Linked DNA regions of Mus musculus: regions 1 and 3 are each linked to region 2. The links are chromatin loops, found by intact Hi-C in ENCODE. Cell type or tissue: heart. All regions are shown on one strand.

The links. Hi-C counts contacts between places; a loop is a spot of excess contacts. Peaks named below come from ENCODE experiments on the same cell type or tissue, not always from the same donor. Only the 100,000 strongest peaks of a DNase experiment are listed, where the experiment ranks them.
Region 1: a loop joins it to region 2, with 7 times the contacts of the local background. A loop is called at or near these places in 5 of 42 quality-filtered maps.
Region 3: it touches region 2 in a loop (2.4-fold over the local background); 5 of 42 quality-filtered maps call a loop at or near these places.

What each region holds. Positions count from the first base shown.
Region 1 is chr13:45,438,117-45,446,116 of GRCm38, reverse strand. No RefSeq gene overlaps it. Among named protein-coding and RNA genes, the nearest start is that of Mylip, 52 kb to the right of the region's middle. In heart, a CTCF peak has its summit at 3,328 (motif pointing right); DNase peaks (open chromatin) are centred at 1,326, 2,716 and 2,966; H3K27ac peaks cover 1,146 bases.
Region 2 is chr13:45,270,783-45,278,782 of GRCm38, reverse strand. No RefSeq gene overlaps it. Among named protein-coding and RNA genes, the nearest start is that of Gm34466, 7.0 kb to the right of the region's middle. In heart, no CTCF peak of the experiment used is centred here; DNase peaks (open chromatin) are centred at 772 and 4,222; H3K27ac peaks cover 1,574 bases.
Region 3 is chr13:45,452,388-45,460,387 of GRCm38, reverse strand. No RefSeq gene overlaps it. Among named protein-coding and RNA genes, the nearest start is that of Gmpr, 51 kb to the left of the region's middle. In heart, no CTCF peak of the experiment used is centred here; DNase peaks (open chromatin) are centred at 4,587 and 4,997; H3K4me3 peaks cover 904 bases; H3K27ac peaks cover 2,499 bases.

The DNA of each region.
Region 1 (8,000 bases), 170 kb before region 2:
CCTGGGTCTTGCTGACTCAGGGAGATTCATTACCCAGAAAATCCCTCCTGCCTACCTCCCATCTTTTTCTTTTATGTGGGTCTTGGGTCTCATGTATAGCACCCACTTTGAGACGGAGTCATCTTCCCAGATCCTTTTCCTTTTTCTAGAGACAGAGTCTCATTCTACAGCTCATGTTAGAGCTCTATGCCCACAATAGACATTATTTTCTTTTTAACACAACTGTTTGTTTGTTTGTTTGTTTGTTTTGAGACAGGAGCTCTTGTAGCCAAGGACATCTCAGTGTGTAGTCAGCTTGTAGTCAAGGGTGACCTTGAGCTGCCTGCTTCTCCCTCCCAAGTCTTGGAACTGTATTCAGGTATTACCACACTTGTGGAATATACTTTTAAAAGGCTATTTCTGCTTCTTATTTCCAACCATCCAAAAAGAGACAAAGAAGAAAAAGAAAAGCATAAACATTTTAAGTTTGATTAAGGACTCATTTTATTAAATCTAAACCTCACTAGGTGTACTGGTATATGCCTTTAATTGGATCTCTATGATGTAGTTAACCTGGTGGGCATAGTGAGCTTCAGGTTAGCCAGGGATACATAGTGAGAACCCTGTCTCAACAAAACAAAACAACCCCAAAAGAAAACCCCAACCCAAACCTCTATACATTGTAGCCCTGGGAACTCATATTCACATAATCATTTAGGTAGATTCTATGCCACGCTTCTCTCAATGAAACACACACCATCTGGATCCCACCTCAGTAATGAAGAGTGACTGTAGAAAGGATAGCCATCTTGACTGGAATTTTCTTAAGGCCACTGAGCTGAGGATGTAGCTGAGTGGTAGAGTGTTTTCCTACCATATACAAGGTCCAGGGTTTGATGCTCAGCCCTTGACAAGGGGAGAGATCGATTTCTACCAGGTCAGTGGGTCCGCTGAGGCCAGCTCTCCTCTTTTCCCTCTTCCAACTTCCTCCATAGCTTTCAGAGGTTCCCTCTTTTCTTTTTCTCCTTTTGAAACAACAATGGTGTTGGGAACTGAACCCGGAGCCAGTGCCTGCTAGTTAAGCACTTTACCACAGGGCGATGCCCACTCTCCTCTAACCTGTGTCTTTCGAGGTTTATACTGACTTCTGTTATTCTCCTAATCCGCCCTTCCAACTGTCAAGTGCTCACTGACGCACGTGACTCCCATGCATCCTGTGGACGGGCGTGTGGCAACCTCTGACTTTCCTGGGACACCATCCTGTCCTGTTATCCCCGGTGTTACTGAAGCAGAGTTCACTATAAGCACACAATGTGAACTTCCCCTTCCCCTTTGATTAACATCAACACAACGCCTCAGACTTACTTGTCTGCTGCTTTCAGCTCTCATTCCTAAAACATACTAATTCTTTCCACTGGCAACTCTGGTTGTTTTCATCTAAGGCAGTGTGAATGGCTTCCCTGTAAGTGGAAGAAGGAGCCCCAGCTCCATCTGAGTACCCCGGGCCCTAGGGCAGTTAATTACAGGCAGAGCGTCTCGGTGAACGTCATTGTCCTTGAGTTTCAAAGGACTACACTGGACATAAGGCAATTTTCTTGCATTGGAAACATGAAATGCTCTCAGATCCTTGGAGCCGGTGCTGCCTCTAGTATCACTTTTAAAAGGAGAGACCTAACCACAGAAGACTATAGGCTATAGACACAACTGTGGGCGATGCTGGCATAAAGCGCTCGCTTTAGTTACAGAAAGGAAAGCTGCTTGCAGGCAGTTCCCTGAGGAATCAAATCACTCCATAGGGAAGACCAACACTGAGGATCTCCCTGTGAAGTTTGCTCACTAACCTCAGATGACACTGGATGCTACCCCAGCCGGTTGGTTATATCACACACAGCACCCACAAGGGCATTTGTTCCCTTCTCTGCTCCTGTCATAAACACTCATATTTGCTTGTGAAAGACAGCTTGCCATTTGGAGGCCAAACCATGGGTTGTCACTAATGAGCTGGCCCTCTGATCATCATTTGCCTAGAAGGTAAGGATTGGCAAGATACAGAAAATAGCTCTGTCCATGACCACAGGCATGTGAGGCAGAAAGAGGTCATCCCAAAACTCCCCACAGAAGGTCCATGGGGTGTGGGGGGGGACTCTTGGTACCCCTCACCCCCCACCCCCACCCCCCCACCCCACCCCCCGGCTAAGAACTAACCCTCTTCCCAAGCTCCGCAAGTCAAAGGTCATCAGAGTCTTGGGTCAGTCTGAGATGGCTTTGGACACACAGGAAGGGCACGGAAAACTAAGAGCTCTTCAGAAACAAAGTAGACAGAAGCCCGAATGAGACGCAAAATCTCAATCATAGATGACAGTTCTCCTAAAATAGCTCGTGGGAGAAAACTACAGTTTACCACTCCTTTTCCCCTCCTCCGCAGTGTCTCAGATGGGGAGGTTTTTAAGATGCATTTTCTAAATATTGGGGGAGGGGGGGGAATGGCCTCCCGTGGATATAAAATCATGAGGGAACATTAAATCTCCATGTTGTATCTCACTTCTGTCTTGTCTAAATGCATCAAAGAACAAGCTAAGAGTCTAGATTCTAGGACATAGAGAATGGTAAACGGTTTTATAGTTTGGATCTTAACTGCCTCACAAAGACCATGGGTGTCTTGAGGAGGCATCAGGGGGTGTTGGAACCTTTAGGAGGTGGGGCCCAGTGCCGGGAAGTTGGGTCCCTGGCACACCCTTAAAAGTGATAAATTAGAAGCCCAGATGTTTCCTGTGTCTCTGCACCCCTGGCTACTGGAGCTTGCAGCCCCTTGTTTTCACACACTCTGCTGTGGTTCACTGTCTGACCACAGGCCCAGGACCTGTGAAGTCAGCATTCACAACAAAAGGTCCCTCGTTTAAGCTGCTTTCTCCAGTTGTTCCCTCATGGCGGCAGAAAGCCCACCAACATGATCGGATTGCCATCCGTTCTACAGCCAGGAAATGCCCGACATACTCATTCCTGCTTGTTTCATGAGCCCCTCCTCCTTGGGAAGCCACATGGGGGCTTGACAGCCTCTCCCTGTGGAGCAGCCCTTGGCCCATAGAGCTTTAAGATGTAGCTGCTGAGTCAAGCTTAGCCATTGTAGCTCAGGAGGGATGATTTTGGGACAGGCCATCTTTCTGGCTCGTTGGCCCATTCCTTGATGGAATTTCCCACTTTTCTGAGGACTATCCACTCCTCTCAAGGATTTCCTATTATGCTAGTTAGTTTGTAATGGAAAAAAAAAAACCAAAAAACAAACAAACAAACCATAAAATGCCTGGTAGTTTATTTTTTTCTCATTTTTGTAGTTCAGCTCAATAACCTCGAGGTGGCAGTAGAGACTCCAACCAATTTTCTTGACTGGATCCAACCGCCTGTACATTGCTTCATAGGATCTTACAGCATTAGGTGACAGGTCAGTTGAGAAGGACTTAGCAGAAGGACTTAGCACAAGTGAGGCGACCTCAGTCAGGACTGTTTGGCTAGAATCTCTGGGAGGGCAGAGCAACCCTCTCCACTCCACCCTTCTGTGAGGTGTGTGTTTCCAGCTTTAACCTTCCCCCTCCCCCATTTTGCAGTCGGGAGTGGTTTGTGCAAACAAGGAACTCTTGTGAGCCAAGCATGAAGTTAGAAGCAAGGCTTGGGATAGGGGTTATTCTAGTTCAGATGTCACTCAAAGCCCTTGGGCAATGCATTTCAAGCCAAATACAAGCATCTTGACTTTTAATTGATTTACACTAAAATACATATCTAAGCTCCAGTTTTAAATGGAAAAGTGTTTGGTTAATAACTTCCATTAACCCAACATCGTTTTAATGACTAGAGGTAAGGAGCGAGATTGGATTTCCTAAACAACACAGCCAATACCCACAACAAAACAAATGTAAGTGGAAAAGCACGCTGGGAACGAACAGCTTGCTCCCGCAAATCAAGTTTTCCAAAAGCCAGGTGGTAGGAGGGCTTTCGTAACATGCGTGTTCCTATTCTTAAATTTTAATTTGAAGAAAAAATAGACAGAAGAAAAGTAGTAATGTTGCCCATTGCTGGGACAAATTCCTAGCAAAGAAAGGAAAAGGCGCCATGGTGAGTCACGACCCTTCACTGTGGGTCTGGCTGAAGTGTACCTGTTACAAGGACTTTTCTGGGGAATACACATCTCATTTCAGACAGGGCACAGAGGACGGATCACAGCAACGGTTCTTCCTACAACAAACCAAAGGGAAAAAAAATGTCACCCAGGTCCAATTTGGTGAATCAAATGAATTGATGGAACTTATGGGGGCACAGACTGGGAGCTACCTACAGGATCAGAGGTGACTCATAAACATCTGCATCCCTGAAAAGGGCCACCCCATCATGCCTAATGACTCCTAGAAGCTATATCATAGAGTCCAGGCCTTCGGTGAACCGCAATGCTATACATTTTCTGGTACCTTCCAACATAACTGTTCAGCTGAGGCAGAATTACATACAGCTGGGAGGTGACCGCAATGAGGCGTGATTGGCTAGAATCTCTGGGAAGGCGGACCAACCCTCCCCACCCCACCCCACCCCTCTGTGAGGAAAACACCAACAGGCTGGATCACCAATGGCTGTTAATGCTCAGAAGACAACATACTGCAGCAAAACTCTACAGTGCTGGCTACTGGGCCTCGCCTGTCACATTAGTATGTGTCTCAGCACTGTGACAAAACAATTGATAAAAACAACTTGAAGGAAGGCAGTGTTTACTGTTGGCTCGAAGCTTGAGGGTTGGCCACATCTCGGTGGTGACCTGAGAGGAGATCAGACATGTCATACCATGACCAGGTAGGGGAGAGAGATAAATACTGTGGTCCACACAACTTTCTCCCTTTAATTCAGCCAGGAATCCTAACCTGTGAATCTCGCCCACCCACCTTTAGGGAGGGATTTCCTTCTTCAGGGAACAGTTCTTTCCGGAGACATCTCTATAGACACACCCAGGAGCGTGTTTCCATGGTGATTCTAAACTCCCATAAAGTTGAGAAGATTATCACACCAGCCTTTCTTGTTTGCGGCTCAATAAGATCACAGCAACATATATTCGTTTTAAAAATAAAGCAAACAAAAACCCCAAGCCAGCAGTGTCTGAGTACTGTAAGCTGCAATTGCTGACGGAATGGCGCCTTGAGAAACTCATTGCCTGGATGTCTACTTGAAGCCCATTGTATACAAGGCACTTGGTTGAGCAGTGAGGGCCAGGCTGGTGCTTTCTGGCTGTAGATACAATGATTCGTCTTTATTTTACCACTTTCCCCCCCAAAAGGAGAGAAAATGATTTACACTTGGTATAACTTGGTATATAGGGCTCATAAAACCAATCTAGGGACAGCAAAACGGCAAGGTGGGTAAAGTTTCTAGCTGCCTGTATAATAGAAGAACCAACTCCCACAAGTTGTCCTATCCCTTCCACCCCCTCGTCTTTCCACTCCCCCCTTCTCTTACACACACATACTAAACAAATGAAACAAATACCTAACCTAAAACATTAATGTGACTGGATAAATTCCAACCATTTCAAGTAAAACCTCCACGATTCCCCTTTCCCAGAGCATTTACAACCCTGAAGCTGGCTATAACATTCATTGTCCCCATTTTTACAGGCCTGTTAATGTAGTTTCTGTTCCTGCTTAGTCCAATCCCAGTGGAGTGTGTGTTGTGTTTATTGGCATGGCTCCATGCTTTTTACTGTTTGTGGGCATGCTACTCTGAGAAACGGCTTGCTCTTCTCTGTGCCCGCACTCTTGCAGAGGACGCTGTCAGAGCAGCTGACTGAAATAAATGTAAGGGTCACACACTGATACCATGAGCTACTAAACAATGAAAAAAAGCTGTGTGTGTGTGTACACGCATGCATGTGTGTGTGTATGGTGTGGATGTTGTGTGTGGTGTGTGTATGGTGGGCATTTGATGTGTGTGTGTATATGTGTGTAGTGTATACTATGCTTGTGTGTAGTGTATGCGTGCATGTGTGTGTTGTATGTCTGTATGATGTGTGTGAGTGCATGTGATGTGCATGTGTGTATAATGTGTGTGCATGTGTAGTGTGTGGTGTGTGCATGTGTGTATGTGTGGTATGTACATGTATTGGGGTATGTATGTTTGTAACTATATAACCTAGGTCTCAGGCTGCCCTTGAAGTTGGTGATCCTCCTGCCCCAGGCTCCAAGGTGCTAGGTTTGCAGGTCCATACCATGGCTGCATTTTCTTGTGCATGGCTTCATTTGTCATCACATCACAGGCATCCTGCATGGCTAGGAACTAACTCTGGACTAAAGTACTGTGCTGACTTTTAAGGGCAAAGATTCATTTTAGTTTATGGTTGCACACATTTCCGATGGTGTCACTTGGTCCTGTGGCTTTGGGCTGATGCTGTGAAGGACTTCACGGTGGGAATGTATGCCCAAGGCCTGTCTACTTTATGGTGGCCCAGAAGCAACACAGAGTCAGGAGTGGCGAGAAAGAAGGCTGGATTCTGAATGGCCTAGGCTAGGAACCAAGACACGGGCCCTGTGGTTGAGACTCTGGGTGAGGTTCTTATGGGCCTTATTTTAACTAAGATTCCTTAGCCAGCAAATGGGATCCTAGCAAGAACTCAATTTCAGGTTTCTGTTTGATGATTCCTTAGGACAACATCGTCTTTTCTCAGGAGGTACCCCACCAGGCACCAGTCACTCAACGAGGTATTTAGCTAAGCACACAGGCACTCAGTCAACAGTACTCAGGTACACAGATACTCAGTTAAGCACTCGGTTTTGTTCTTGTCTCTCTTTTCTGACAAGGGAAAGTAGAAAATATAATGCTCTCTGTGTGTGTGTGTGTGTGTGTGTGTGTTTAATTTTTTTGAGCTAGAGTCTCATATAGCTCAGCCTGGCCATATAGGATGGCTTTGAGGGTGACTTTGAATTTCTGGTGCTCTTGTTTTTGCCTCCAATCATAGGGATGCCAGGCATGTGACACCCTCCCCCGACACACGCACTTTGTGCAGTGCTGGAGATTCACCCCAGGACTTTACACATGTTAGGAAAGCACTCGGCCAACTGAGTACAGCCCCACCCCGATGGAGGTCTAACATAAAGCCATAAAGCTACACCTTTAATGAGACCCATATAAGCAGTGTATTTTAATCATTTCAGCAAAGCTCGACTCCAATACACCTCTGCTTAAATGGAAATAAGTAAATTCTAGTTTCCTGTACTTGCTCGGGGGTGCACCCTCACACACTCACAGGAAGGAGACTTGCTTCCCGAGATGTATGGGAACACATGAACGAGTGCACATTCTCCCCGGGGAAGACACATCTAATGTAGATTTGCATGTCGCTGTTGCTTCCGTACAGGGCTCCTCAGCTTCAGAAAATTACCTGAACACACCTTTAAAACTCCTGTCTTCGGTCTTCTTCCAAACTGCAGTGATATCTGAAGGGAGTATCTTGCATCCTTCGCATTCACCTGCACTTTTGAAGGTCCCCAGAAAGGCAGGCATGACATGCAAAAGGACCCTCCAACATGGGACATAGGGTGGGGGGTATGGGGTGGAAGGAAAGCTGACTGACAGTGGGAAGATTATCATGGCAATCACTGTATATTTCAAAGTTGTTCAAACAACCTAATGTTATATGTTCTCGCGAACATGTTAAGAAAGTGTGCTGAAGCCTTCAGTCGTCTTGATGGACTCATGATGCACCAAAGCACCATGTTACTCTCTGTGGCTATATAGACAGTGTTTGTCCAATGACATAAACATTAAAAATAGCTCCAGAAGCTAGACATAGGTAGCTTACACTTGTTATCCCAGAACTTGAGGAACTGAGGCAGGAGACTTGCTATGACTTTGGGGCCAGTATGAGACATAGTGATTTCAGGTCATCCTGGTCACAGTGAATAAACAAACAAGCAAACGAGCAATAATGCTCCAAAATGTGGAAGTGGGATGGGAGGAGGGAGAGGGAGGGAGTAAGCAGGGGCAGAAGGGGA
Region 2 (8,000 bases):
CTGGTCCTTGCTTACTATGTCACCTGTTAACTGGGGGATGGATTTTGTTCTTCTCATTTATAGTTATGTTCTATGTATGACTACACACACAGAGGGGGGTGGGAAGGAAGACAGGAAAAAGAGAGAGAAAGAGAGGGAGTAGTGGGGGGGGGAGGGAAGGAGAAGGAAGGAGGGAAATATGAGTAGGAGAATGAGTGAAACCATAAGAAATCATTTTCGTTAAGTCTTTCATATTGCTATGACCAAAGTACCTGACAGAAGCAACTTAATAGGTTTATTTCGGCTGTTTCAGAGAATTTTAATCCAGCTTCCTCTTCATATCTCCTTCCCTGACAATACTATCATGACCCAGCTCAGTTCATGGTGGCAGGTACTTGGGAAGGAGGCTCCTCACATCAGGTGGAACCAGAACCAAAGATTGAGTTTACTTTTTAAAGGTGCACCCCGAGTGTTGCGCCCAGTCCTAAGAGTTCCAAAGCCTCCCAAGCAGCCACAGAGTAAATACTCAAAACATGAACTGACAGGGCATTTCAGACTTAACATGCCCCTCCTTGCCCTGCTTGAAGGAAGATAGAGCCAGTCTTTGGCAATGGTGTTTTCTTACTGTCTATTTTTGGGCCCCGCCTTGGTTTGCAACTCTGCTTTCTTGTGAGAACATTTTTCACTCCACTCATTCCCAATCACCCCCTTATTTCCTCTCTCCACAGCCAAGGCAACAGGCTCCTATTCATCTTCTTCCCTCTGTGTCTCTAGCCACTCCCACAATTCCTTCTGAGCCAGCTCACACGTCGTCGGAGCCAGGTTTCTTGTGTTTTCCTGACCTTCAAAAGGAAGTGTGCTCTCTCTGGTCCATATCTGCACAAATGGTACCTCTCAAGTGATACGTAGGTCCTGGGGGCAGAGACCATCAGCAATTTGGAGATGAATAATGTCAGTGAGTTGGGGAACTCCAACATTCAAAGAAGGCAGGTGTGGTAGCAGAGAGTCATATGCCACCTTATCTAGGTGGAGACAAGAACCTTCCACATCACCAGCATTTTCCTCTCTGCACAGTTGAGGCCACTTCTTACTCACACCTCTTACCTTCAAGCTCTGGAGAATTCCAAAGGCTAGCTACAACTTGGGGGGGGGGTGTCCAAGAAAGGAAGCTCCAAGAACAGTGTAGCCCGCACCCCTTTCTTCTACTCAACTTCACAATCCCAGGGGGATTTTCTTCCAGGCTCATGCCATTTCCCCTCTTCCAGATTCTTCTGTGGTCTGGCAAAATTTCATCAGCCCAATGGCAGCTCTGAAGCCAACACCCTGACCCCATCCAAGTCAGAATTATCTGTCATGGCTTCATTTCCTGGAAGCTGCTGCACATCGCTAGAGACTCAGAAGTCTGTGGCTGGGGACAGGAATGTTCCCCACCCCCAAAAACAATTTTTTAAAGAAACTTTAAATACCTTCTCCCCACATCCACTCTCAGTCTCTCCAGCCTTAATTTTATGGGAAACATGAGGCCATCAGGAATGTGGGTGGACATTTCTATTTTCTCTCGATAAGACTGACTTGGGGAACAACTGAAGAGTGACAAGATTTTATTAGATGAAATATTTTTAAGACTTAAAGATGACTGAAGGCCCACTTCTTTATCCCGTTTCAAAGGTAAATGTACTATCGCCATAGTGTTTCTTCTGCTTTTTATTTATTTACTTACTTACTGATTCATTTATCTTTTGAGATTGAGTCTTCTACGTAGCCCAAGCTGGTTGGCCTCAAACTTAAAACCCTCCTGTTTTTGCCAGTGATGGCAGGCATTACAGGTATGTCCCCCATACACATACCTGGTTTTTATGTTGCAGCTTATGTCCTAACTCATTTCTATACTTGCTCACCACATCTGGCATTCTCAGAGGACATACTTCTGAGAAACTAAGTACTAAGGACCATATATAATTATATACTACCTCATTTTCTTAACTTAGTGGGTTTGAATGAGAATGGTGCCCATAGGCTCATGTGTTTGAATGGTTTTTTTCCCCTATTTTCTGGAACTGTTTGGGAAGGATTAGAAGGAGTAGCCATGTTGAAGGAGGGGTATCACTAGGAGTAGGCTTGAAGGTTTTGAACACCCATGCCAGGCCCAGTCTTTCTCTCCATCTCCCTCTATTCCCCCATATCTATCCTTCTCCCTATCCCTCCCTCCCTCCTACATACAGATCAATCTGTAAGATCTCAGACACTGCCCCAGGGCTATGCCTGCCTGCCTTGCCACCATGCTCTTCCACGATGGCCATAGACTCACCCTCTGAAACGGTAATGCTTTCTTCTACAAGTTGCCTTGGTCATGGTGTTTTGTCATAGCAATAGCAAAGCAACTAAGACAGGCAACACGAATAATTTTAGTGTTAATCCACTCATGACTCAGTCATATTATTCAACATATATCCAATGAGCTGTGACCATGTGCCAAGTAGAAAACCATGCAGGCCAAGAGGGACACAGACTCTCCCTGCTGTCATTGAACATAGCACGTAGGCAATGGAGTTGGAGAATAGTAGGAGAGTAAACACACAGGATTAGAATACATGCTGGGACCAGGAGGAGTCTGTCATGGATTAGACAGAGAAAATATGAGAATGAGCAGGCTGAACGAAAGCTGGTGGGCTGGAAAATGGCTCAGTGGGTCCAGAAGCTTGCTGGCCTGAGATATTGCCTGAACCCCACATGGAAGGAGGAAAGGACAGACTGCCAGAAACTGCCCTCTGCCCTTCACATGCACACCCTACCCCATGCTGACATATAAAGAAATAAACCAAATAATTATGGGTTTTTTTTTTTTAAAGAAGAAGGAGGAGGAGGAGGAGGCAGCAAGGCAAGGCAAGGCAAGGCAAGGCAAGGCAAGGCAAGGCAAGGCAAGGCAAGGCAAGGCAAGGCAAGGCAAGGCAAGGCAAGGCAAGGCAAGGCAAGGCAAGGCAGAGGAAATTCCAGGCAGAGGTTACAACAGGTGAGAAAGTACTGAAGTAAATGACAAGGCAAGATCTTCAAAGGACAGACATGGGGGGGGGGGCGGTCACTGTGCATGAAGCTGGCTATCCTGGCAGACAAAAGGCAGGATACTGCAGCTGCCTTCTCATCTTTGAGCTTTCCCTGGACCCTTGAATGGATGGCATGTTCATTGATCCAAGAAGGCCTCTACTTTGATATCCCGGGCACCAAAATTCTCCTGGCAAGACTATGACACTCTTCTCACAGTGAGGAAACATCTTCATCTTGTAAAACTGCCTCAAGGCTAATTAACCCTCTGTTCAGCACGGGGAGACCTGAGTTCACTGCTGGCTCGATACTGGGCCCCAGGAAGCAAGATCTGAACAGAGACAAACCTGCTTTCCACTCTAGGGTCATGCGGACTCTCAGTATGCCTGCTCAGAGGAGTAATAGGCATGTTTTCAAAAACAGACATTCCATTCAGATAATTACCAGGACAACCCACGATGCCAGATTCCGTACTAGGAAATAACTTGTTTGTCTTCCTTTTGTATCTATCAAATCTTTTAACATGCAATAAAATATGTGTGTGAGAAAGACACAAGGAGCATAACATTTGACTCACAATAATCACACTCTATTTTGGCTTAATAAGATATCGAGATATCTGTTACAGTTCCTGACAAATGTGCCAGCATTAGTTGTAGTTCTCTCTGGATAGGAAGTTGAACCCCAGTCAACTAACTCTGAAGATGACAGGTATTGGGGAGACAAAGCTAGTTCAAGTTTCTCTGGAATGAAGTTTCCAATCATTTCGTCCAAGAAGGAAACGGCAATCTTCAAATTGTGCGTACACAAGCATTTCCTCTGGAAGCTCAGAATGTTCTTGTATTTTCAAAACAAGGCAATCATAATGCCTCCTTAGACATGGCTTTGTTTACCTGCTTAACTTCCTTCTGTTCCTGTAGGTCAGAAGTTAGTCGTTTCACAACCCACGGAGGGAAAAGACATTAAAACTCCATCTTTCCTGTTCTTGAACTTTCTGAACAATAGTCTCGGTTTCCTTCAGAGAGGAAAGTCTTCTGTGGAGGCACACTGTCCTGGTAGAAGGCAAACAATGCTGCTAAGCACATGTTTTGGCTCAGAGAGACACAACAACTGTGCTCTGTGTCTATCCTCTTATCTAAAGTGTTGGGATGACAGCCACCGTCCACAAGTCTGCCCTCCAGCTCTGTGGGTAAATGTAAGCTGCCGCAGCAGCTCAAGAGCCCCACACTGAAGGTTGCCAAAAGGACATGGGGGAATGTCCAGTGAGTGAGCTCTAATGATGATGATACAAGAGCTCTCCCCTCCCCCACACACCCTCCAGGAAGTGATGAGAGCGCCTGAGGCCTCGGCCAGGTTGTATTAGTGTCCTGTTTGGAACTAGAGATCAAGGATTAGACAGGTTTTTCCACTTTGAAGGTCAGAACTAAGTGGTGCTTGCATCGTAGCCTTGTGCTGTGATGACCTCTGTACCTTCACAGTTCACTGGAGCAGGTTGCTCACATTGTTCATTCTGGTGTCTCAGAGTTTATCCCAGTGTCTGTGCTCCATGATGAACCGTTGAATGAATATATAAAAAACAACCAACCAAACCAAAATATTCAAAACAACAATGACAAAAACAACAAAACAAAACAAAACAGGGTTTTATCATGTAGCCCAGGCTAGCCTTGAACTTCACGTTCCTCCTATTTCTGCCTCTACTCCAGAATACTGAATTTACAGATATGTGACACAACTTGAACTCATAAATTGAACCTTCTAAAATGTTTCTCATATTAGAACCAAGGAGCTAGATCCTTGGTTAGTGGCCCCAGGAGAGCAAACTTTCTTGTCACCCAGTCATATGGAACTCTCAGCTAAGCATGTCACGCAATGACAGCTGAAGGGAGCATGAGCTGCCTACAGCCATAAGCATGGCTTTATGACTCAGTGTGTCACCCAACACAGGGCTAGTTAGCATTCTTTATTGCACAGTGACACATAGAAACAGGACTTGGAGAGCAGACTGGAATAAAGCACATAGGCTGCTTATGGCAGGAGACTGGCCTGAGGGTCAGGTATCCCAAGCCCCAATGGTCTCCAGGAAGGTTATATAGTTTTGCGTGGATATATACTTCAACCTATCAAGTGAGCCTGGCGTCTGAGACAGCTGAGCAGCCAAGCTGACCTACTATACCTCCTGCAAAACATAGTCATTAGGCAACTGTGACTCCTTAGCATAAGATCTAGGTTCCAGGTTCAGCATCTTCATCAGTATCAAGCGCCATCTCCCTAAGTTCACCCAGTAATAAAGATAACCAGAGTGTGGAGGGCTGCGCCAGCTGAAGATGACCATCCCTGAAAATACCACATTTCTTCATACTTGAATATCAATTATAATTTATGGAAAGCATTCTCATGTGAGGCATTGTTTGATACTAAAGCGTGGGGGTGGTCAATCTCAGTAGTCAACTTGACCTGGAGTCAATAAGAGGCAAGCTACTGAACACACCTGTGAGAGATATGCCCTATTGAGTTACCTGGAGTGGGAAGGACCAACCTAAACATGGGCAGTACCTAAACATGGGCAGTACCTTCTGATGTCAGGCAGGTTAAAAGAGGTTAAAGGAGGAAGCTTGGCTTTTCGAGTGCTTGCCTTCGGTCTTGCTGGCAAGTTCAACTACTCTGCTGCTGCTGCTGCATTTCTTTGCTGACTTCAGAGTCCAGCTTCTGCAGGTCTCCTACGTGAGCTAAAGACCAGAAGTTCTTCAGGAATCCTCCAAGCTAGTAGTGTCATGCAGGGACTGCTGATACCTAGCCTCGTAGACTGAGAAGCTACCTGGCTCTCAGGCTCTTCAGTATGAGACACTACCCAGCCCTTCTAGCCCAAACCAATCTAATGAATCTTCCCTTCTAGTATATATTCATTCTACAGGTTATATTTGGAGTACTCTTTCTAATTTAGGCATAGTTCAGAATAAAAGATGATAGAATAATTGAAATATCTTAAAAAAAAAGATGAAGTCTCATATTTATTCCACCTAAACCCTCAAATGTTCATTCAGAATTTAGTTTATATATCTGTACCTTTTCTTATTGTTGTGACAAAATGTGTGACAGAAGCAACTCAGTGAAGGGAGTGTTGATCTCAGCTCACACCACGCCACCAGGACTGGCTCCTATCCATGGCGATGAGACCATGAGGTAGCTAGTCACACTGTAGTGCTAGACAAGAATCAGAGCTCAGACTGAAACCAGGAGTGGGTATCACCCCCTGAGGCCCACTTGTGCTAGCCAAGACACATGTTCAAAGGTCCCACAGCCACCTGTAACAGTGCCATTATCTGGGAACCAATTGATCAAATGTGTAAGCCCGTGAGGCAAAGTTAACATTCAAATTGTATGTAACAATCTACAAGTAGCTTTGTACAAATTTGGTTTGAACTTAGCAATCACTGCAAGTGATGAAGGACACTAGAGATGGCCAGCTATCAGAAGCAACACCCAGGCAGAGAGAGAAAACTGATACCCACAGAAGTCTGGGAACACTTTAAAGCCAGTTAGCATCAAGCACCTAATCAGATATTGAGGGCATCATATATCAACAAAAGAGTCTACAATAACTAACAGTAATATAATTTCACTGGCACTCCAAGTCAGAAAAGGGTTAGATTCTATTATTCATACTCTGAGAACTTGTAAAAGAATGTAATCTTTCTAGAAACCATCCACTTAAAATCCTTTTTAAAAGATCTTTGCTTGAAAAGATAAAGTCAACTGTTAACTCCTTTCTAAAGGGCTCCAAGATAATCAACATTTTACAGCCTCTGCTTTTATTTTTTTGCTGTATTTGTTGAATGGCATTTTCTGCCCCGTGTCTTTCACTTTAATAGCCACTATAGAAAATGATTTTGATTATTTTTCCTCTGCCTTTCAGTGAACTCATTACATTTAGTTGTCCTTTGCTTAAGTAAACCTTGATTGACTTTGAATGGGCCCCAGCTAGATGCTTTCTTTAAAGTCTCCTTACCCCCGTGCCATATAACAAAACTGCAGCATCTTATCTAATTTTAGCATCCTCTGGGAAGTCAGCAACAGCTCTCTGATCTTTCTCTAACATAATTCAATTCCTACCATAGAAACAATGGGCTCTTGTGTGTCAATTCAATTTCCTATAACTTAGACACACTTATCTGGCTGACAGATCATTTTTTTTTCCCTTTGAGATAATCAAGTCCTCCCAATATTCCTCCCAAAGAGAGGTCAAATGTTCAAACTGCTTAAAAATAAAGATCAGTGGATGGATATAGGAGTTTGCGGGTGACCTACGGCAGCACTGGTTATAGCTGACCTTCAGAAAATTCTATTAGAAGATCCCAATAGGAGCTAGGAGTAGAGGAGCTCTCAAGGGTACTTCATTCCAGAAGAAGTACCAAAGAAGGGATAAAGAAAGAATAATGAAAGTTGCATGAAGTCTCAACAGATAAAGGTTTCTGGTGCTATTCTCTGAGATTCACATAGAGGAAGGAGAAAACTCATTTCTGCAAGCAATTCTCTGACCTCCCTATGTGTGCCCAAATAAACAAAGAATAATAAATTTTAAAAACCACTAAGAAGTATCTACTGTATACCAGGTGACAAGATTTATATCAATTCTTATGACAATTCAGGGCAGAAGTATGAATGTTCCAATTTTATGCTTTGAGAAGACAGAAGTTATGGGCCTGAATTTCACAGTCAGTGAGTGGGGAGAGTCATTCCCAACTAAGACCAAGGGCAGAGTCCTCAGCTCATGGAAGACCAGGTAAAAATGTTCACTCACTGTGTGGCTAGAGAATGCCACACAAGTGCGAACATGAGGAACCAGCACCTGGTCAGTAAGACTATCTTCCCACACTGTGTCCACAACTGTCCTACTGGACTGGCATCCAAGCTTTCTCAAGATATGGTAAAGGACAAACAGAATCACACTGTAGGGACTCCTAGAAGCTCCAGGAAGAATA
Region 3 (8,000 bases), 180 kb before region 2:
ACCAGATGCCAGTTACAGTCCTGAATTGGAAATAGATCTTCTCCAGTCACGCCAGAGATGAATATGACCCCAGCTGTCACCTGGACTGCAGCCCTGTGAGAGAATCAGGGTAAATTGCAGCAAGCTAAGGTCAAAATGGGTTCTCGGAGTTGGAGTGGGGGCTCAGTGTTTAAGAGCACTGGTTGTTCTTTCAATTTTCCAGAGGTTGATTCCCAGAACACAAGATGACTTACTGTAACTCCAGTCCCAAGCTCTGATGCCTTCTTCTGGCCTCTGCAGGCATTGTACACACGGTGGCAAAACATTCATACACATAAAATAGAAAGAAATAAACTTTTAAACGAGAGTGGATTCTTGACCCACAAGACTATTTTGACATGTGTTATTTTAAGTCACTAGTTGGAGCATTTTTGTTAAGTAGCAATTACTAGTGTATCTGTACTTTCTAAAATTAAGAAACTAAGGGGCTTAGGCTGGTTTAGAACTCTCTACCCAGCTGAGACTGGACTCTGATATTTCTTGTCATCCCTGTCTCCCAAGTGCTGGCATTTCAGATGTGTACCAGGGCCCTCAGCTAACTAATGCATTAAAAGACACGAGTCAGCAGTTAAAATGCTGATATTTCTATAGCGGATATTTTCAAATCTTTAAGGAAAAAATATTGTCTTTTTTTTTTTAATTAGAGGGTGATAAAAAAATCTCAAATGCAAAGTTACCTATTTCATTTTGTGACATTGGAATCAAGTCTATGTTGAATAGGAGAAGATCAGAAAGCAAAAATGAAGATCATCATAAACTATGCACTTTAATATAGAACTTCTAACTAAACATTACTCAGGGTGATTCAGCTATTCCACACCCATAAGAGAGTATCTATCCACCCAGTAATTATTCTGTTGTTATTATTTAAATGGTGACACCAGCGAGAATTTTTACTACTTTCCCCAAGATGGCTTTTGATTAGAAAAATTATTATTTCTGTCCACTTACTCTTTATAAGTCAATAACATTGTGATTGAAAGATTCTACCTCACTTTAGAAAACCAATTATTCTCACCCTCAATAGAGGGTCTTGCTGTGTCACCTTGGTGGGCCCATAGCTAGGAAGTTCCTGCAGGAGCCTCCCATATAACAAGTTCAGGCATACCCCACTGCCTGGGCTATGGTTCACACCTTTTGCCCCACCAAACATCAAAGTCTCAAGACAAATTCCAGATGCAATAATAACCCAAACATCAGCATGGCATGTGTTTCTTTTTGTTTGTAAAAAGAACACCTTTATATTCTCTAAGTGTATAATAACTTTTCAAACATCTTCAAGTGTAACCTATCGAAGAAAAGGCCCAATTCAGCCACATTAAAAGTTAAATATCAGCCGGGTGTGGTGGTGCATGCCTTTAATCTCAGCACTTGGGAGGCAGAGGCAGGTGGATTTCTGAGTTCGAGGCCAGCCTGGTCTACAGAGTGAGTTCCAGGACAGCCAGGACTACACAGAGAAACCCTGTCTTGAAAAAACACAACAAACAAACAAACAAACAAAAAGTTAAATATCCTCTGGGTGTGTTGGTGAACACCTTTAATCCCAGCACACAGGAAACAGAGGCCAACCTAGTCTACAAAGCAAGTTCAGGATAACCAGGACTCTGTTGCATAGAGAAATCCTGTCGGGGGTGGGGGGTGGGGAGCTCTTGATTCTTTCTCTTGTTTGACAAGCTTCACAGTAGTGATTGACTCCCTGGAGTCTCGGAAGTTCAGTGTGCCGCTCTTTAGTACGATTGGGAACTGATAGATGTAAATGTTCTTTGTATATTTAAACTAACACTGTTCAGGGTGCTTACATTCATGCTAATGATCAATTCTCAATGATGTTTAACTTACTGTTTGTTCAGTAAGAGCTCTGAGAGCTTTGACAGGATTCCAGGGGAAAGTGTGTGTATGTGTATATATAGAGAGAAATAGACATATACATATATACATATATAATATTATATGTAATAAATACATTATTTATATGGCTATCTGGTACGATGGGATGTTCTGGGCTCATCTCGTGTATTTCCAGCCCTAGCTCTGGAGTTGCCTGGTTCTGGCTCTCCAAAGTGCCCTGGTTTCTTTCAGCACGACATGGATTTAGCAACCATAATCCAGTAGGGGAAGTATAGCTCAGTAGTTAGTCAACTGCATACTTAGAAGACACGTGCTGAGCTAATTCCCCAGCACACACACACACACACACACACACACACACACATACGCACACACACACACACCTAAATAAAAAGAAACCATGGTCCAAATATGCACATTCTGAGCTTAATAAGGCCAAAGCATCTTCATACTCCAACTAAATATTTCATACAACAAACCCAAAATATCTTTGGGCTCACTTTGAACTTGGTCAGTTTATTCTCTGAATCTCACTCTTTTTTTTTCATTTGTAAAGTACAGATTATAATAATCCGCACTGTCAGATTTATGGGTCATGATCAAGTAAGCCAGTGCGTATGCAGCCTGTGACATGAGCGTTTAATAAATAAATAACGGTGGTGATTTACAACTGAGCGCTGACTTTATATTTAGGTCCCAACATATGGCGATTTCAATTTAAAATATTATCCCTTAACAACTCACAGCCCTCTCTGATTAGCCACACAGACACGCCAGCTCTCTGCGACCTGATTTGAGCATTTCCACTATCATATGGTGGGATTCAATTACGGAAGCCAAGAAGAAAGAACAGTCCATGCCAGAGGTTTTTTTTGTTTTCTGTTTTTGTTTTTTTTTGTTTTTTTTCTTGGAAGGCCATCTGCTGCCATGACCCATTTCACAACATCCAAATTCATCAGATGACACAGCCTCCTCTTCAGTCAGTGGCCTGGTAAATATGATTACTTTGCAACTTTTAGATTCCAAATAATCAGCTCCGATTAAATAATGTTCATCCAACAGTGAGCTGAGGAAAGAGGAGCTTTGCACGCTAGGATTTTAACAGAGAAGTGGGAAACAAGTTTGCTTCTTCTTATATCTTAGGCTGCAGCGTAAACAAACAGGGGTGATGAGAGACACGTCTTGCCAGGTTTTCTTTTTGGGGTTAGTGAGTAGTTCCATACTTCAATGAATAAGTAACAAAATTTATCTTCACAAATCTGATTTTTCAAAAAACTGGACTGATCTCTTTAAGGGAAAAAGAATGGGTGAGCTGACCCTTGAAGCAAACAAACTTCACTTAAAATCCTTGCTAAAAAATAATTTATGCCTCCAGAGTATGTATGTATATATGTGTATGTATATACATATATACATATATACATACACACACACACACACATATATATACATACATATACATACACACACACACACACACACACATATATATATATATATATATATATATATATATATATATATATATTACTTAACCTAAGCAGATGTGACCTATTGTTTTCTAACAAGTTTGTATGATCACACACTCTCAGAAATACATTCTCCCTGCATTAACATTACTAAGAAATACTCTGGTGCTTTCAGAGTCACCATTTTAATAGATAATAGCAGATCACTATTTGAGTCTTCTATTAGTCCATTTGTATTTGTTGGCTCCCTGAGTTTGATCTTCCAGAAAGTGTTTTTTATTAAAAATTGTTTACATTAACTTGAGGGGGGGGGGGGCGCCGGGGATGGCAAATGCTTAAATGTTCAGGTCAGAGGACAATTTTTTAAAGCCGGCTCATGACATTCATAATGTGGGTGCTGGGGACTTGGCCGCAAACCTCTTTCTAGCCCTTACAAAGACTTTATGATAAAGGTTATTGAATTCATGACCTGTCCTAAAACATTAAAGCAATGATCTTAGCAAACGGGAGAGAAACCTTAAGGGGAAATATTTTAGCCGTCTCTGAATATCTAAAAGCTCCTGGCCGTCTATCTGGAGAATTCTGTGTATCCTACGTACCTTATGCAGCTATAGTGAGAGGCTGTGGGCCGGAGAATGGAGGTGTACAGGTAAGGTGTAAAACTGTAAATGATTGTGTGCTGGGGTGTGTGCCAACAGCGGACAGCTCTGTAGAGGTGATTCTCCCCTTCCACCGTCACCTGGCTTCGGGGGATTAAAATCAGGTCATTAGGCATGTATGGGAAAGTGCTTCCATCCTGGGAGCCAGTTTAAGTGAAATTAAGATAGGACTTTGCAGCTCATTGCATTAGCTCAAAAAACAAACAAACAAACAAACAAACAAACAAAAAACTCAAACCAAAATGAGACAAAAGACAAGAAACCCATGAAATTCAAGCTTTGTTAAAGTCGGTCACTCCCAGGTAAGAGCTCCCACGTGCTTGGGTCCCAGGGCAGAGTGCATGTTTGCCTATAAGGATGTGCTGAGGGGGAGGTTTCCACTGTGTTGGAGACAGACTTAGGTCAGAGGTTCCAGTTGTGGTTTGGGTGTGGAAGGTCCTGTGGTCCCCAATAAGAAGCAGGGCTTTAGAAGGTTGTAGGCCCTTTAAGAGGTGGATAGAGATTTGCTGGAAAAGGAGGTGGGTCATGGAGGGTCTATCAAGTTGGACAGCCTGGCAACCACTTCCTGTCAGCACTCTGCAGTGCCTTCCCTGACTGCTGATACGTTCCTGGCCACAACGGAAGGATCCTCAGACAGTAAGCAAAAATAGGCCCTTCCTGCCCCAAATTGCGTTTTGTCAGCTATTTTGGTCATAGCAACAAGAAAAGCAACTAAAACCGTTCTAAAACCGGGTGTCTATCTGAAAATCAATTTTGAAACTCTAAAATGCAGATTCCCAGGGTCTTTCCTTGCAGTGTTTATGAAAGGAGGCCTAGGGAGAGGGCCAGTGCTTTACAGACACTCCCTAAGCGAACCTCACGGAGGAGCCTGCCTGCAGACGAACAAGGGTGACTTTCCTCTGCATTAAAAGGACAGATGTTATCTGCAGCTGTTATGGATGATACATAGCAACGTGATAAGATTGTACCCCAAAGACCTTAGAACGCGGGTCCACGGCTCTCTGCCCTTTGACTGCTATCTCTTACGTGTTTTCCTCCAGCAAATGAATGTGTGCGAGCCGTAATCCTGAAGCAAAACAAAGCTGCCTGTGAAATTATGGGTTAAAGGTTAATGATCTGTACACAAAGCCTCTTTGGAATTCTGCCCTAGAGTGCTGGGGGAGGGTGCTGCTCCCAGTCTCAGCTGCTAACTGGATACATCTTTGATTGAAAATGAACCCCATTAAGGAGTATGGGCTTTAGAGACCTAGTCCTGTCCCCTTCCCGCCCCCCAACCCCCCTCTTTTTTTTGAGACAGGGTCTTGATAGCACATTCTGGCTTCCAACTCATACTGTAGCTCAGGCTGGCCTTGAACTCATGATGATCCCCCTGCATCAGCCTCCCAATTGCTAACATTATAACAGGCACCACTATGTTTATTTTGGTTAACTATTTGCCTCAATTTTCTTATATCTAAAGAGTGGGGTGGGTTGGAGCACAACAGTATCCAGAAGGGGGTTTTCTCCAGGACTGACGGTAAGTGTGTCTCCGGTGCCGCCCAACATTTGGCAGGAAGCCAGATTACATTAACTCTCAATGTTCTCCTGTTTTTTCCCCCTCAGTGTCAGAAAAAAAAAAAAAGCAACTCTGTTTGCTTTCTTCTGTCTACAATTCCATAACTCAGAGCATAAGTTAGACCTTTGATACGGCAGCTTAAAAGTATCATAAACATTTCAAAAACACTTGGCTCTTGTTTTGAATGAAGGTATACAGTGGTTTTTTTGGCCCTCAACGTTCCACAGACATTTCAGGGATACCTAAAGGAGGGTATATTTATGGTAAAGAAAGCGTTCAGGCCTTAACAGGGGCATTTCCAAAGGGGAGCTGTTTCAGAGTACATCCACCCATTCCAACAGGGTTGACTATGTTGGTTCATTTTCTTGCTAGTTATTTTGAATTTCAGTACTCCCTTGGGTCTAAATTCTGTTAGGCATTGGCTTACCTTTACTATTAGATAATAATAATATCTAATGTCTTCTGCTAACCTGTGGGTCTAGAGCCACAGTGTGACCAAGTTTCTACTTAAAAGTGGAGGAGTTAAGACCATGGTTTCTGAATCTTTGGTTGTCACTAAAGGCCAGTTATCTAGTTAGTGCAAGAGGAAATGACACCACAGCTATTTCCCCTGGGTCAGCTGAAGGGGGTAGGCAAGTCAGGTTACATTTTGACTGGGTTCCTAGAGAAACGGAGTCAGATTAACTTATTCTTATTTAGTTTTTATTCAAGAAATACATAGAGTATGCCAAGCTCTCAGAAAATGTATTATAGCTGAATGAATAAAAGAAGAAAAGAAACCAGGACAGGCGAGACATGACTTTAATCCCAGTGTTTGAGTGGCAGGAAAAGGTAGATCTCTATGAGTTCAAGGCCAATCAGGTTTATCAAAGTCCAGGCTAGCCTAGGATACATAGTGAGACACTGTCTCTGGAAGAAAGGAAAAAGAGGAGGGAAAGAAGGAATAGATAGATATATCTATAATAGTTAGAATTAGTTGCTAACAACTGGGAAACAAGAAGAGTGACAAGGAAAAGCTAAAAAGACCAATTCTGATTCAACCCCACCTCTAGGAAGCCAGAAAATCATGGAATGCCCAGACACATTGTTTATGTCATGTTCTATACAATGGCAGATTGTCAGACTAGGAGTGGAGGAAATAAATCCCAGAATTCTCCCGAGAACACTGCCAAGAGTACTTGTAACAAGCCATCCAGTATAGGAAGGAGGTAGGAATCCCTATGGCCTGGGCACAGTTGCTTGTATAAGACAAGGAAGAAGGGATGCATTCATAATTCTAGGATGAAAGCTAGGCATGGTGGGAAAAACCTTGCGATCCTCACATTCAGAAAGATAAGGCAGAAGAATCGTGATTTTTTTGAGCCCAGCCCTGCCTCAACAACAGGAGACAAAACAACAGTAACCAGAAAGATGAGAGGTTTGAAGAGGGAGAGATGGCAGAGCCAGGTCTAAGGGAAGCCCCGTTGCTGGGAGAATGGGTGCTACGAAGAGTCAGGAGACCCTTGCTGTAATTGATCTCACTGCAGCAAGCGAAGAGACAGCTTGGCAAACCGGAAGTGGGCAGCTGAGACTAAGGGGGCGTGGCTGAGACCAAGGGAGGCAGGAGGAAGCAAGGTGCTTGCAGGAGCCTGCGGAACTTTTATTAGTCCCAGCCCCTAGCAATCATGTAAGGCCAAGTGTATTCAATCCCTAATGGCAGGGAGCCCCGATGGCACCCTAGCTACAGAGTAAATATCGAGGAATTAAGCCCCATTGGGTCTTTCCCTGGGCTAGGTATTGGCGCTCATTGCGCTGGGCTAACATGCACTAATACATACTGTGTCCAGGACTGGTGAGACTGTAGCAGGCAAGAGAGATTTGAGTAGCTATAATAATATTATTATTGATAAATGTAACATGTATATATCTGTTGTTATATGAATGAATGCATATGCCAAATTTAATATTAATTTTTATTTATTTTATTTTTTCACATCCCAATCACCAACCCCTTTTGGTTCCCCCCTTCACAAAATTCCTTAATTTTCTTTTTTTTTTTTTTTAAACCATGGTGTGAACGCGGCCTGCATTGAGTAGAAGCTGGCCATTCAGGTTCTGCACTTGAATGTCTTTTTAGGTTAGTGATTTGCAGCCCAGTCCTTTCTCACAGTGCTGGGCAGTGCTATCCAGCTATAGCAGTCAGTCAGTCAGCCATGAAATCATGCAGAGAAACAACTGACACTATCTAATGTGCTGCGTCGCTAAGCTAGAACATTCTGTAGTTAAGGGCATTCCGTGTGGGTCTGAATTATGGTATTTTCAATTTTCAATGGGATTATGGAGATGTTATCCAATTATAAGTCACCTCTGTATCTTGTTGTCGGTTGGGGGGGGGGGTGGCGATAAGCTTCAGAGAACACGGGAGAAGTGGCAGAGCATTTGGGAAGGCAT